Linked DNA regions of Homo sapiens: region 1 is linked to region 2. Evidence: chromatin loops called from intact Hi-C (ENCODE). Cell type or tissue: PC-9. All regions are shown on one strand. Each heading gives the region's core, and the rest is flanking DNA. Links, peaks and the distances in the headings are about the cores only. Region 1 overlaps CUX2 (cut like homeobox 2). Region 2 overlaps CCDC63 (coiled-coil domain containing 63).

What was found. Peaks named below come from ENCODE experiments on the same cell type or tissue, not always from the same donor. Only the 100,000 strongest peaks of a DNase experiment are listed, where the experiment ranks them.
Region 1: it touches region 2 in a loop (14-fold over the local background); 28 of 110 quality-filtered maps call a loop at or near these places.

What each region holds. Positions count from the first base shown.
Region 1 is chr12:111,295,696-111,302,769 of GRCh38, forward strand. It overlaps CUX2 (cut like homeobox 2), which reads left to right. Exons shown (of 22, transcript NM_015267.4): 8 at 778-844; 9 at 2,846-2,894. All of the region lies in intron 2 of LOC105369983 (a long non-coding RNA gene), which reads right to left. Among named protein-coding and RNA genes, the nearest start is that of MIR6760, 4.9 kb to the right of the region's middle. RefSeq lists an enhancer at 3,196-4,189. In PC-9, for the core only: CTCF peaks have their summits at 3,363 (motif pointing left) and 3,562; no DNase peak of the experiment used is centred there.
Region 2 is chr12:110,891,023-110,898,096 of GRCh38, forward strand. CCDC63 (coiled-coil domain containing 63) reads left to right here. Exons shown (of 12, transcript NM_152591.3): 9 at 2,054-2,128. Among named protein-coding and RNA genes, the nearest start is that of MYL2, 26 kb to the right of the region's middle. In PC-9, for the core only: CTCF peaks have their summits at 3,527 (motif pointing right) and 3,727; DNase peaks (open chromatin) are centred at 3,499 and 4,449; H3K27ac peaks cover 215 bases; H3K27me3 peaks cover 11 bases.

The DNA of each region.
Region 1 (7,074 bases), core at 1,997-4,496, 400 kb after region 2:
TCGCTTGAACCCCAGAGTTTGAGACCAGCCTGGGCAACATGGCAAGACCCTGTCTCTAATTAATTAATTAATTAATTAATTAATTTAATACAACCCCTGCAGGGGCCAAAACGCTACCAAGCCACCGACTTAGGGGAGGCGTTGGGGAGGGGTGAGGTCTGGGGCAAACTGGAGAAATGAGGCCTCATCTAAAGAGACAGCCACTGCTTAGTACCAGCCAGGCGCTACCATATGGTCCCCTGTGGCCAGGCCCTTCCATTTTCCCAGAGAAATTAGAAATCTGGAGTTGTATCAAAAACGCTCGTTCATTGTAACACATGAATCTGTTCATTGTGTGGATCTTCCCTGTCTTCCGGCCTGCCAGGTTGGAACCTCGGGGTGGTTGAACACCTCGGGATGGATGGCCCTGCCCAGGTCCTGAAATGACTTAAGGGTGTTGGGGGGCTTATACCCCAGGTCATGGGGCAGACAGCACCACGCCTCCACCCCCCAACCCCGGCCTGGGTCCCCTGAGCTACCTAGGCCCATGGAGAGACCTCATCTGCCCCGCACTGCCCACCCCAGCCACTGCACATCCCTCTCACCAGCCTGAGCCCCTTTAGGGGCAGGAAACTCACTCACCGTCACCAGTTCTGACTGAGAGAAAGATCTCCCTCACTACCCGAGCTCTCATTCTGCCTGCTGGGCTTCGCAGAAGGAGTGGGCTCCACCTCCCTGGGAGACCCAGCTCCTTCCCACTCGGAGGTGGGGCCTCACCCTGCCTCTGCTTTCTCCCAGCGCTAAAGGCTACGCAGGCAGAGCTGCTAGAGCTGCGGCGGAAGTACGACGAGGAGGCAGCATCCAAGTAAGTGAGCCCTGCTGAGGTGTACCTCCTCCCTTGGAGGCCTCCCAGACAGGCCTCCTCCTTCTGACCCTCCAGTACTTGCCTCCTCCCTCTGACCCTCCCAGACACACCTCCTCCCTCTGACCCTCCAGTACTTGCCTCCACCCTCTGGCCATCCCAGACACGCCTCCACCCTCTGGCCCTCCCAGAGAGGCCTCCTCCCTCTGACCCTCCAGTACTTGCCTCCACCCTCTGGCCATCCCAGACACGCCTCCACCCTCTGGCCCTCCCAGAGAGGCCTCCTCCCTCTGACCCTCCAGTACTTGCCTCCACCCTCTGGCCATCCCAGACACGCCTCCACCCTCTGGCCCTCCCAGAGAGGCCTCCTACCTCTGACCCTCCAGTACTTGCCTCCACCCTCTGGCCGTCCCAGAGAGGCCTCCTCCCTCTGACCCTCCAGTACTTGCTTCCACCCTCTGGCCCTCTCAGGCCTTCTCCCTCTGACCCTCCCAGACACGCCTCCTCCCTCTGACCCTTCCAGACAGGCCTCCTCTCTCTGACCCTCCAGTACTTGCCTCCTCCCTCTGACCCTCCCAGATATGCCTCCACCCTCTGGCCCTCCCAGACAGGCCTTCTCCCTCTGACCCTCCCAGACACGCCTCCTCTCTCTGACCCTCCCAAACACGCCTCCTCCCTCTGATCATCCCAGACACGCCTCCACCCTCTGGCCCTCCAGTACTTGCCTCCTCCTTCTGATCCTCCAGGACTTACATCCTCCCTCTGTCCCTCCAGACATGTCTCTTCCCTCTGACCTCTCAGACATGCCTCCTCTTTCTGACTCTTCTCCTTCCTCTGAGTCTCGGCTGGAGGCCCCCGTTTCATTAAGCACCTCTGCTCCTCACCCCCAAAGGCACACAGCTGTCATTTGCTGTGCCACTCACACACCACAGCCATAAATAATGTCCTGGGACCTGGGCTGAGTGAGGGGCTGCTTGGTGGGGGCCTCCCCCTTTGCTCTGGGCCCCTGGGACTGTCCCCGCTCCCCAGCTCCACACTCCAATCCTCAGGGGCTGAGAGGCATTCACCTAAATTACTCTGGACTCAAGCGTTTCTTTAGGCTTTAAGAAATCATTCATTCTGCAAACACTTATTGAGCACCTGCTGTTTATCCAGTGCTGTTCTGGGTCCTTGGAGGAAACATGAGAACATGACCCGGTCCTCAGTCAAGGAGAGGAGACAAAAACTGATGTGCAGTGATACATTTGTTCATTCACACATATTGAGCACTTACGGTATGCCCAGCACTGTTCTTGGCACATGGCAAATGCTACAAAGGGAAGAACTGGGGATGGGAAAAGAGAATGACAAGCAGGGGTAGGTCCTTTATCCAGGGTAGTCAGGGAGAACTCCCTGGAGGAGGTGGCTTTCAGAATGAGGAGAAGGCCATGTGAAGAAAGCAGGGAAGGGTGCTCCAGGCAGCAGGAACAGCTTGAGCCAAGGAAGGCCCTAAGCATGCATGAAGCATGTGTGTGGCCTTGGGTCACAAAGTGCTCCCCACGTGCCCCCCGCGTCTCCCACCCCCTGCTAACAGAGGGGATGCCTCTCCCAAGCCCCTCCATGCTGGCAGCCTGCAGGGGGCTGGGCAGCGCAGTAAACAAGTGACCACTGGGGACAGTGCAGGGCGGCCTCCCCGGAGAACACTGTGATCAGGGTTTTAAAGCCGGGGGCTGTTCTCTTGAGGATGGGCATTCCAGGCACTACCAGGACAAAGGCTTGGAGGTGGAGTTCAGAGAGTGGCCCCTGGGGGAGAGGGGAGGCCAGGCTGTCCTGAAGAGGTGCAGTGCTGACGCCCTACTCCCTTTTCCTCGAAGCCTAGGCTCTTTTCTCCCCAGCCCGATTTCTCTCCTGTAGCAAGGCCTTCAGCCCTCCCCTGGGCTCAGGCAGGGGCTGGGGGTGTCAGGAGGGGCGGGGGCCTGGAGCCCGCCGGAAGCCCTTCCTCAGGGCCTCATCTTTGTGTCTCAGGGCAGATGAAGTCGGCCTGATCATGACCAACCTGGAGAAAGCTAATCAGGTGAGGAGGCGCAGTTCCCACCCGTGGGTGCCAGAGGCTCCCTCTGCCTGGGGTGGGGGTCTCGGGCCAGATGAGGAGGAAGGGACTGAGCTTCATCAATATTTATTCAACTGTGGGTCTTGTGCATGCCAAGTGAGGGAGCCAGGAGGAGTCTGGGCCCCAGGCCCTGCCCTCCCCAAGCTCCCAGGGTGGGCCCAGGGTAGGGGGTTGGGGTAGGGAATGCAGACAGACACACTTGGAAATAGAGTGCTCCAAGCAGCAACAGGCAGGAAGGGGCCGCTGACCCAGACTGCGGGAGTCCAGGAAGACGTCCTAGAGGAAGGGATGTGGAGCTAAGACCCAAAGAATAAATGACAGCATATCTAGGCATGGATTCTAAGTGGGGCTCCCGCCTCCTGCCTTCCTCCGGCTCAGAGGTGCTGCCATCTGGTGGGCAGAGTCAGGCAGGACTTTAAAAGAAGGGCAGCCACAGCCAGGGGGCTCCAGCCCGGAGTCTTGAGTGCCCACCATGTCTGTCCCCCAGCTCCCTGCAATGCCACCAGCCAGAGACATGGCCAGGAGAGGCCAGCAGGGCCTTGAGCCCTCTGTCCCTTGGCTCATCTTCCTGCCTGTGGGGTGGGAGAAGATGCCCACCCGCCCTGAGGTCTGCGGGCCCGCACTGTGGCAGGGAGAGAGGTCATTTTCCCCAGGGGCAGTTAAAAGGGGCCTCTTGGAAGACATTTTGAAGCTGGGTTTCAGAGTCCTGATGCTGTCCCCTGAGGGAGGGCAGCCAGGTAGAAGGCTCAGCAGGAGCAGAGGCCCGAGGTGTGGCTCTTTGGGCGCAGGGTGGGGGCACTCCCTCCTACAGAGGAGACTTGGATAAAAGGGCTGATTCTATGTCCCTGGGAAGCCACCAGAAGGTGCAGGCCTGGGCTGGAAGTGCTGAGACTCTATGAGCCCCTACCCCTATAGAAGCAGTGTCCCCTAGGAGGGTCGGGAAGGCCAAAGTCAGGGCTAGGTTACCGTGGTGGTGGTAACCGCAGTGGCTTCCCTGAGCTTAGGTCCAGCATATTTTTCTGAAATGATCATTAAGTAAGCCCCATTTTGTATAGGCTACATAGCCTTTTTAGAATGATTTTTTGAATAGGTAATGCATTCATGTAGTTCAGAACTCAAGAAGCTACACAAGGGCCTGTCTAGGAAAGTCCAGCTCTCCTCCGAGTTCTCCTCCCCTGCAGCAGCCTCTCTCACCAGCCCCTGGGTTCTCCTTCCAGAGATGGTCAATCCATTCACAAGCCCACGAATATATCTTTTTGTGGGGGGCAAGGGGGACAGGGTCATACTCTGTCGCCCAGGCTGGAGTGCAGTGGCACAATCATGGCTCACTGTAGCCTTGACTTCCCCGGCTCAGGTGATCCTCCCACCTCAGCCTCCCAGGTAGCCAGTTAGCTGGGAACAGAGGCGTGTGCCACCACGCCGTGCTAATTTTTTGTATTTTTTTGTAGAGATGAGGTTTCACCATGTTGCCCAGAATATATCTATTTTAACCAGCGGCCTCTTTTTGTTGAGACAGGCAGGGTCTCACTTTGTCATCCAGTCTGGAGTGCATTGCAGCGATCACAGCTCACTGCAGCCTCAACCTCTGGGGCTCAAGCAATCCTCCTGCCTCAGTCCCCCAAGTAGCTGGGACTACAGGCACGCACCACCACATCCGGCTAATTTTCATATGTTTTGTAGAGATGCGGTTTTGCCATGTTGCCCAGGCTGATCTCAAACTCTTGAGCTCAAGCAGTCCACCCTCCTGGGCCTCCCAAAGCACTGGGATTAGAGGTGTGAGCCTCTGTGCCCAGCCACCCCTTTTAAAAACAAAATGATAATATACTATGCATACCATTGTGAACCTTACTTTTCCCCGTCTATATCTTTGAGCTCCTTCCGTATCAGTATAGAAAGCAGTTCCTCCTCTGTTTTACGGCTGTGTGGTGTTCCTCAGCAGGGTGCACCATCGTCTAACCCAGGGGAGGGCAAACTTTCTATAAAGAGTCAGAGAGTAAATATTTTCAGCTGTGCAATCCATACAGTCTCTGACACAGATTTTCAACTTTGCCATTATAGCATGAAAGCATAGACAATATGTAAGTGAATGAGCATGGCTGTATTCCAATAAAACTTTATAAGAACAGGCAAGACTGCACACAATAGCTCATGCCTCTAATCCCAACACTCTGGGAGGCCGAGGTGGGATGATCACTTGAGCCCAGGAGTTTGAGACCAGCCTGGGAAACATAGGGAGACCTCATCTCTACAAAATATTTAAAAACTATCCAGGCATGGTGGTGTACGCCTGTAGTCCCAGCTGCTCAGGAGGCTGAGGTGGGACGATCACCTGAGTCCAGGAAGATGGAGGCTGCAGTGAGCTATGATCACACTACTGCATTCCAGCCTGGACAACAGAGTGAGACCCTATCTCAAAAAAAAAAAAAAAAAAATCCAGCTTATAGTACTTGGAATAGGAAGCACGTCTAATAATGTTTTCCTGAGTCCAAAACTAAAACCCACACATTATGGAGACGTATAGAGAAGAAAATAAATGTCAGTGTATTAGGTTTTTAATCTCTGTATTTATTAATACTATTTTAATGAGGATGCTGGGGTACAGCAGATCCATATTATTACTTACAGGATAATAACCACACCAGTTTGCCCCAATTCTTACTCCTGGGGTGAGAAAATGAGAACCAGCTGTCATCCCACATGTACTTAAGTTTGTACTCTAGGCGAGGACCGCCCCAATTCTGAATCTAGGTGGTTATGTAGGAGAGGGACCTTCTGAGAGAGGAAGGGAAAGAATCTACCTCCCAAGTGTCATGTGGACAGAGACAAGGACGCTGGCTGTTAGCCTCTGGAATGTAGACACATCTCTGGAGGGGGAGGTAAGACTAGTAGCTTTTTTTTTTTCTTTTCCAAGAGACAGGGTCCAGCTCTGTCACCCAGACTGGAGTGCTGTGGCAAGATCCTAGCTTACTGCAGCCTCAAACTCCTGGGCTCAAGGGATCCTCCCAAGTAGCAAGGACTACAGGCTCACACCACCACAGCCGTAATTTTTTCTTGCTGTTGTCAAGATGGTATCTTGCTATGTTGCCCAAGCTGGTCTCAAACTCGTGGTCTCAAGCAATCCTCTCACAGTCCTGGAATTATAGGCATGAGCCACCATGCCCAGCCCCAGCTAATTGCTTTAAAACCCAGCTTTACTGTTCAGGGGCTGTCTCCATGATGTGGGTCTCACCCACCCTTGATGTCTAAACACATAAACCTCCAGGGAAGGAAACCTCTGGGGTTCTCAGTAGCTAATCAGCCATGAGTTGAATTTTCAAGGCTTGTCCTTTAGTCCAGATCTCAGCTTTCAATCAGATATGCTCAGGGTTCCCTAACTGTACAGAAACATAAAAATATTTCCTTTACAGTCCCACATACCAGGAAACTCTTCCCAAAACAAAATTGACTTGAACCATTTCTGGAACAAGGCAAGATACGTATAAATAAATAATAAATTCAAATGTGAACATGAATGTGTATGGGTCTCAATATGCATACATTGGGCATAGCATCCTGATTGTCCAGGTCATTATGTAGTTAAACATAATCACTATGACCTGCATTACCAGCCAAAGGCAAAAATACAGCCACAGCTCTTTTAATTCTCTAAGTAATGGCTCAAGTAATATACCCTCATGATGTTAACAAAGTTAACCAATTATTGATGCATTTATATGTGCCAGGCACCAAGCAAAGATATCTACCAAATTGCATTTGGCCAAACCACTTCATTTGCAGAACAACCCTATGAGATAGTTGCCTTTATAATCCCCATTTTATTAATAGGGAAACCGAGGCTGGGGAGATGAAGCCTCTTGCCTAAGATCGCATAACCGGAAAGTTGCAAAGTCAGAATGTGAGCCCAGATTTCTCTCCAAAGCCACAAGATTAAATGTATTAACATTTGAATGCTTCCTTCCAGGTAGAAATTTTTTAAGAATTAAGATCTACCAGCTGGGTGTGGTGGCTCATGCCTGTAATCCCAGCACTTTTGGGAGGCTGAGGTGGGTGGATTGCTTAAGCCCAGGAGTTAGAGACCAGCCTGGCCAACATGGAAAAACCCCGTCTCTACTAAAGATACAAAAAGTAGACAGACCTGGCATCA
Region 2 (7,074 bases), core at 1,992-4,491:
CCCACCTTGGCCTCCCAAAGCACTGGGATAACAGGCATGAGCCACCATGCCCAGCCTGCTGTGTTTTTTTAATGGCTTCTGGAGACCCTAGATGCTCTGTAGCATGGAATCACAAGATGCTTCTTAAAAATGCACATTCCAGGCTGGGTGTGGTGGCTCATGCCTGCAGTCCCAGCTACTCAGGAGGCTGAGATGGGAGGATCGCTTGAACCCGAGAGGCAGAGGTTGCAGTAAGCTGAGATCACACCACTGCACTCCAGCCTGGGCAACAGAGCAAGAGCTTGTCTCAAAACAAACAAACAAACAAACAAACAAACAAACCAAAAAACAAAAAAAATGCATTCCTGTCCAGGCACAGTGGCTCACACCTGTAATTCCAGCATGTTGGGAGGCTGAGGCAGGAAGATTACTTGAGCACTGGAGTTCAAGACCAGCCTGGGCAACATAGTGAGACTCCGTGTCTACAGAAAAATTTTTAAAAAATTAGTCAGGCATGTGCCTGTGGTCCCAACTGCTTGAGAGGCTGAGATGGGAGGATCGCAGTCAAGGCTTCAGTGAGCCGTGATTATGCCACAGCACTTCAGCCTGGGTGACAGAGAGAGACCCTTTCTCAAAAAAAAAAAAAAAAAAAAAGAAGAAGAAGAAAAGCACATTCCCCAGAACCCCTCCCATACCTACAGACATAGCTTCTCTGTGGATGGGCCAGGAATCTGCATTTTAGCCATATTTTAACCCAAGACCCTCTCCCCTGTTTTATGAATGTGCCATCATTAACTGACCCCCTATCAGTAGACATTTGATTGTCCCCAACTGGGGGCCACTATAAACAAGAATACAACAGACAGCCCTGAGGGTCCACCTTTGCCGACCTGTTCTGTTATTTCCATGGGACAGACTCCTAGGCATGAGATTGGTCGGTCGAAAGGTGTGAGCTTTTTTCTATCAGAGCACATGGTTTAAGCCCAGTGGTTCTCAAAGCTGGTCCCTGGGACAGCAGTGGCAGCATCACCTGGGAACTTGTTAGAAATGTACATTCTTAGGCCCCACCCAGACCAACAGAATCGGAAGCCCTGGGCATGGGTTCTGGCATTCTGCATTTTCACAAGCCTCCAGGTGACTCTGGAGAGTCTGAGAGTATGCTCAGGTTTGAGAACTCCCACTCCACAGCCACACTCTTCAATACCATAGCCACCAGCCACGTGTGGCTTTTTAAGTTACATTAACTGAAATTAAACAATATCTAAAAATTAGTTCATCAGAGGTTGGGCACAGTGGCTCTGTGCCACTGTGGGCCTGTAATCCCAGCACTTTGGGAGGCTGAGGCGGAAGGATTGCTTGAGTGTAGGAGTTCGAGACCAGCCCGGGCAACATAGTGAGACCCCCCATCTCTATAAAAATAAAAAAAGAAAAAAAAGAAAAATTAGTTCCTAGTGGCACCAGTCATATTTCAAGTGCTCAGCACCATGTGGCTAGTGACTACAGTATTAGGGTGGATAGGACATTACCATCAGAACAGAAAATTCTATTGACTGCATTGTTCTAGAATTTTCCAGAAGAGGCTGAGGCGGGCGGATCGCCTGAGGTCAGGAGTTTGAGACCAGCCTGACCAATATGGTGAAGCCCCCATCTCTAGTAAAAATACAAAAAGCTGGGCTTGGTGGTGCGTGCCTGTAGTCCCAGCTACTCAGGAGGCTGGGGCAGGAGAATCGCTTGAACCTGGGAGATCTAGGAGGTTGCAGTGAGCCAAGATTGTGCCATTGCACTCCAGCCTAGGCATCGCAGCGAGACTTCATCTCAAAAAAAAAAGATAAAGAAAGAAAGGATGACTCACCCCTCCCACCCCCTTTCATGCTCTCACCCTCCTTTTACTTAAGAAACATCAGAAGAAAAAAAAATAATAACCCCACGGGCCTAAGAGGGGCCCAGGTGTTTGGGGCTCTTTGAAACGGATCATTGAAATCCTCATCGACTCTTTGAGGCGCACACTTATTTTTGGGAGCAGTGGGGAGGGAAGAGCCCACTTTTCCTCATGGTCTTGTTCTCTCCCGAGCAGGACGAGATCATCCTCTTGCGATCCCAGCAGAAATTGTCCCACGATGACAACCACTCTGTCCTGAGACAGCTGGAGGTGAGAACAGGATCGGGAGGGAGGGATGCGGGAGCTTCTGTTGTCTGTCTCTGTGTCTGACGGGAGCTTCTGTCTGTCTGTCCGTCGGGCATCTGTCAGCTGCTTCTCAGGAGCAGTAAGAGGTCTGCCCCATGACTCAGGCTGGCCTGGATCACATCCAGACATGTCCTGACGTTTTGTCCCGGGCAGCCTCTGCTACAATGTCATTGTGGAATTCTGTCCCTTCTTCCATTCTAAAGCCCCCACCCCCCTTTTCAGGGAGTCCAGCCCGGGCTCTTGGGCCTGCAATTTCATCCCTGATGGGCTCCTTCCACATGGATCTCTGCCTCTTTCCCTCTTTCTTCCCCTTGTCCTGCCTGTGCCCTGTTCTCAATCAGTAATAGCAAATACACACACTTCTGGAGTAATTACCATGTACGAGGCGCCGGGCTAAGAGCTTGGCTTGCACTTTCATTGAATCCTGGTGGCAGGTGCTGTTGATCTCGTCGTTTTACAGATGCAGAGGCTAAGGTTCACGGAAGTTAAGTCACTTGACCAACATCAAGGAGCTGGGATATTGTATACGTTTTGAGCTTTATTCAGCTGCTAATAATAGGGACTCCAAATAATAGTGGCTTAAGCAAGATACAAGTTTATTTACTTTAAGAAATAAGTCTGCCACCCTGGTGAAACCCCATCTCTACTAATAATACAAAAATTAGCCAGGTGGTAGTGGCGCACACCTGTAATCCCAGCTACTTGGGAGTCTGAGGCAGGAGAATTGCTTAAGCCTGGGAGGTGGAGGTTGCAGTGAGCCGAGATCGTGTCACTGCACTGGGCAACACAGTGAGACCCTGTCTCAAAAAAAAAAAAAAAAAGGAAATAAGTCTGGAAATAGGCACTTCAGGGCTGGTATGGCACCTTTATGATGTCATCAGTGACCTGGGCTCCGTCTTTCTGTTTTGCCATCCTTAGTGGGTGACTTATATTCCAAGGGCACCTCATGGTTGCATCGTAGCTGCCATAGATCCAGCCGTTGCATATACATTCCAGATAGGAAGAAAGTGGGAGCTGCAACAACAACAACAAAAATCCTCACTAGCAGAGTCAGACAGCTTAAAAGTGCCTTCCCAGAAGTCTCAGCCAATGACTTCTGTATTTAAACTTCATTGGCCACCCCTATTGCAAGAGAGGTTTGGAAATGTAACTTTTAGTTGGTCACATTGCCACCCTAAATACAATCAGAGTTTTGTTACTGAGGTATAAGGAAAGAGTGGATAGCATATGTCTGACAAAGACCTGGCAACTGCCCTCCGGAGTCATTTCCCTTCCCTTCTTTGCGGCTGTTTTCTGCTTTTTTTGTCTGACGCGCACCTGGGAGACAGGGATGGCCGCCAGGGTGTTATTCTCCTCTAGGCCACTGGATGGCAGCAAAGCACATGCTGCCCATTGAGGTGCTCAGAGCGGCATCTCCCGGATATCTGGGTATGGGGAATAACAGGGTTCCAGGCAGGGTCCAGGTCCACGGAGACCCTCCCCAAGCTGGGCAGATGCCTGGGGCCCACGTCCTTCACTCGGGGCCACCCAGAATCCAGACTCTTGTTGAGGTTGAGACTGGCGCCCCTCTACATCTTGGCGTTTGGAACAGGCTGATCAGGCAAAGCCAAACATCTCCCTCGCCTCTGCCTGAAGCCCCACCGCTAGCTTTTTGTTACTTTGGCTTTAGCATGACTTTGAGGGGCTTCTTTTCAAATGCAGATACTCTAAGCAGGATAATTGTTTTTGTTTGTTTCTTTGTTTGTTTAGACGGAGTCTTACTCTGTTGCCCAGGCTGGAGTGCAGTGGCGCGATCTCCGCTCACTGCAACGTCCACCTCCCGGGTTCAAGCGATTCTCCTGCCTCCGCCCCCGAGTAGCTGGGATTACAGGTGCACACCACCATGCCGAGATAACTTTAATTTTTAATTTATTTTTTAATTTTAATTAATTAATTAATTAATTTTGAGACGGAGTCTCGCTCTGTCGCCCAGGCTGGAATGCAGTGGCACGATCTCGGTTCACTGCAACCTCCACCTCCCGGGTTCATGCGATTCTCCTGCCTCAGCCTCCCGAGTAGCTGGGATTACAGGCACGTGCCACCATACCCGGTTAATTTTTTGTATTGTTAGTAGAGACGGGGTTTTACCATGTTGGCAAGGCTAGTCTCCAACTCCTGACCTTAGGTGATCCGCCCGCCTTGGCCTCCCAAAGTGCTGGGATTATAGGCGTGAGTCACTGTGCCTGGCCAGAATCAGTCTTGATAGCAATAGACTCACAGATGTTTCCTACCCCCTGCTAAAGATCACTTCCACCTGCTCTATTCTTGAAACCCTTTATTTCATCATCTCCTTCCCTTTGGGAGAAGTGGTGGGACCACATCCATCATGGGAGGGTTTTGCATAGGAATTAAGCAACCAAGCTCTGGGAGCCTGGCTATGACTTGCAGAAAAGTCACTTCCTAGCTCTGTGACGTTGAGGTAGTGACTCAACCTCTCTGAGCCTCAGTTTCCACATCTGTAAAATGGGGATAATAATCATACCTACTTCTTAGGGCTGTGAAGGTTGAATAAAATCACACATGTATACATTTGGCACACTGTAATGCAGAGAGCTGTACATTGTAGCTATTATTATTGTTGTTGTTATCATGTGAGCCAGAAAAACTGGTAAGTCACCCTCACTTTGTTACTAAATAATTGCCAAAGTGAAGAGTTGAGCTCAAGGTCAAGCCTTTGGATGAGCTTGGTACAGGGAAGCTAAACCTGAATTCACTTTTCTTCTCTGGCCTCAACATTCCTCATCTGAAAACTAGGCCGATTATGAGGCTGAGTTCAGATGATGTGTGTAAAGTACCTGGAATATTTTAGGAGCTAGACATGTATTATAACCACCACATCAAGCTGAACATTGACTTTTAAAAAATGAATCCTGTGATTTTTTTAAAATTGTGATTTTCTTAAATGCACTTTTATTATAATTTATTTATTTTTTGAGACAGAGTCTTGCTCTGTCGCCCAGGCTGGAGTGCAGTGGTGGGATCACAGCTCACTGCAGCCTCAACCTCCCAGGCTCAAGTGACTCTCCCACCTTAGCCTCCTAGTGTGCTGGGATTATAGGCGTGAGCCACCATGCCTGGCCTAATGCATCTTTAGAAAGGGCCGCTCTTGTCATATGGGAAATTTGCAGCCCTGGGAACTAAACATTCTAGTAGCCGGGTGGAGGAAGCCACCTGATGTGCTGGTTGAGAGACTGAGCTCAATTCCTGGCTTCCTTCTCCTGGCTGTATGCCTCAGAGCCTCAGTTTTCTCACCTGTAAAATAGGGGTGTGAATAGGGCCGACCCCTTGAGATCATTATCCGGGATGGTGCGTGCAGAGTTCACCAGTGGGAATGGGGCTGGTTCACCCAGGGTCCAGTTCACCTTTGCAAGCTAAGATCTCTGAGGGAGAGGCAGGAATCAGGGAAGGAAATACCCTAGAACAGTGATCCTCAGTCCAGCTGCACGTCACAATCACCTGGGAGGCTTTAATGAGAACTCCCAGATGCCCAGGCTGCGCCCCAGGCCAATTAAGACTCTGAATCACTGAGGGTGGAGTTGGGCAGCAAATATTTTTAAAGTTCCCAGGTGATACCAGTGTGAAGCCAAGGCTGAGATCCAACAGGCTGGCAGAGCTTCTCAGACTTTACTGTGCACCAGGATCACCGGGAGGCTTGCTAAAACCAGGTGGCCTGGTCCACCCCCAGGGCCTTTGACTGAGTAAGACTGAGGTGGGGGCCAAGAATATGCATTTCTAACAAGTTCCCAGGTGAAGCTGATGCTGCTTGTCCTGGGACCACACTTTAAGAACCACTGGGCTAGGGCAATGTGTTTTAAACTGTGAATGGTAAAATCAGTTTATTGGATGGTAGCCAACATTTTAAAATAGTGAGATAGAACAGAACAGAAGAGAAAATATTAGAACACATAATAAAAATATTGATTCGAGGCTGGGTGCAATGGCTCACATCTGTTAATCCCAGAACTTTGGGAGGCTGAGGCAGGAGGATCATTTGAGCCCAGGAGTTTGAGACCAGCTTGGGCAACATGGTAAGAACTTGTCTCTAATTTTATTAAAAAAAAAAAAAAAGAATATTGATTTGAACTGGCATGGTGGCTCACACCTGTAATCCCAGCACTTTGGGATACTGAGGCAGGAGGATTTCTTCAGCTCAGGAGTTCAAGACCAGTCTGGGCAACACAGCAAGATCCCATCTCTACAAAATTAAAAAAAAACCCAAAAACTTAGCTGGGTGTGGTGTTGCATGCTTGTAGTCCCATCTGCTCATGAGGCTGAGGCAGGAGGATCACCTGAGTCCAGGAGTTCAAGGCTGCAGTGAGCTATGATCACATGACTGCACTCCAGCCTGGGTGACAGAGCAAGACCCCAACTGTGCTTTTTTAAAATATTGATTTGTGAAATTTTATATTCATTTGATTAGATAATATGGATAAATCTACATACACAACATACGTATGTATGTTTGTATGTGTTGGCTGCAATGTATTTCTTCCTGTGGACCACCTTGTTTTTTTTTTTTTTTTTTGAGATAGAGTCTCGCTCTGTCACCCAGGCTGGAGTGCAGTGGCATGATCTCGGGCTCACTGCAATTTCCGTCTCCTGGATTCAAGCAATTCTCCTGCCTCTTCCCCAGTAGCTGGAATTACAGGCACATGCCACCATGCCCAACTAATTTTTGTATTTTTAGTAGAGACAGGGTTTCACCATGTTGGCCAGGATGGTGTTGAACTTCTGGCCTCAGGTGGATCACCATTTTTTAAAAAATGAGTGAACTGGCTGAGCGAGGTGGCTCATGCCTGTAATCTCAGCACAATGGGAGGCCAAAGTGGGAGGATTGCTGGAATCCAGGAGTTCGAGACCAGCCTGGGCAA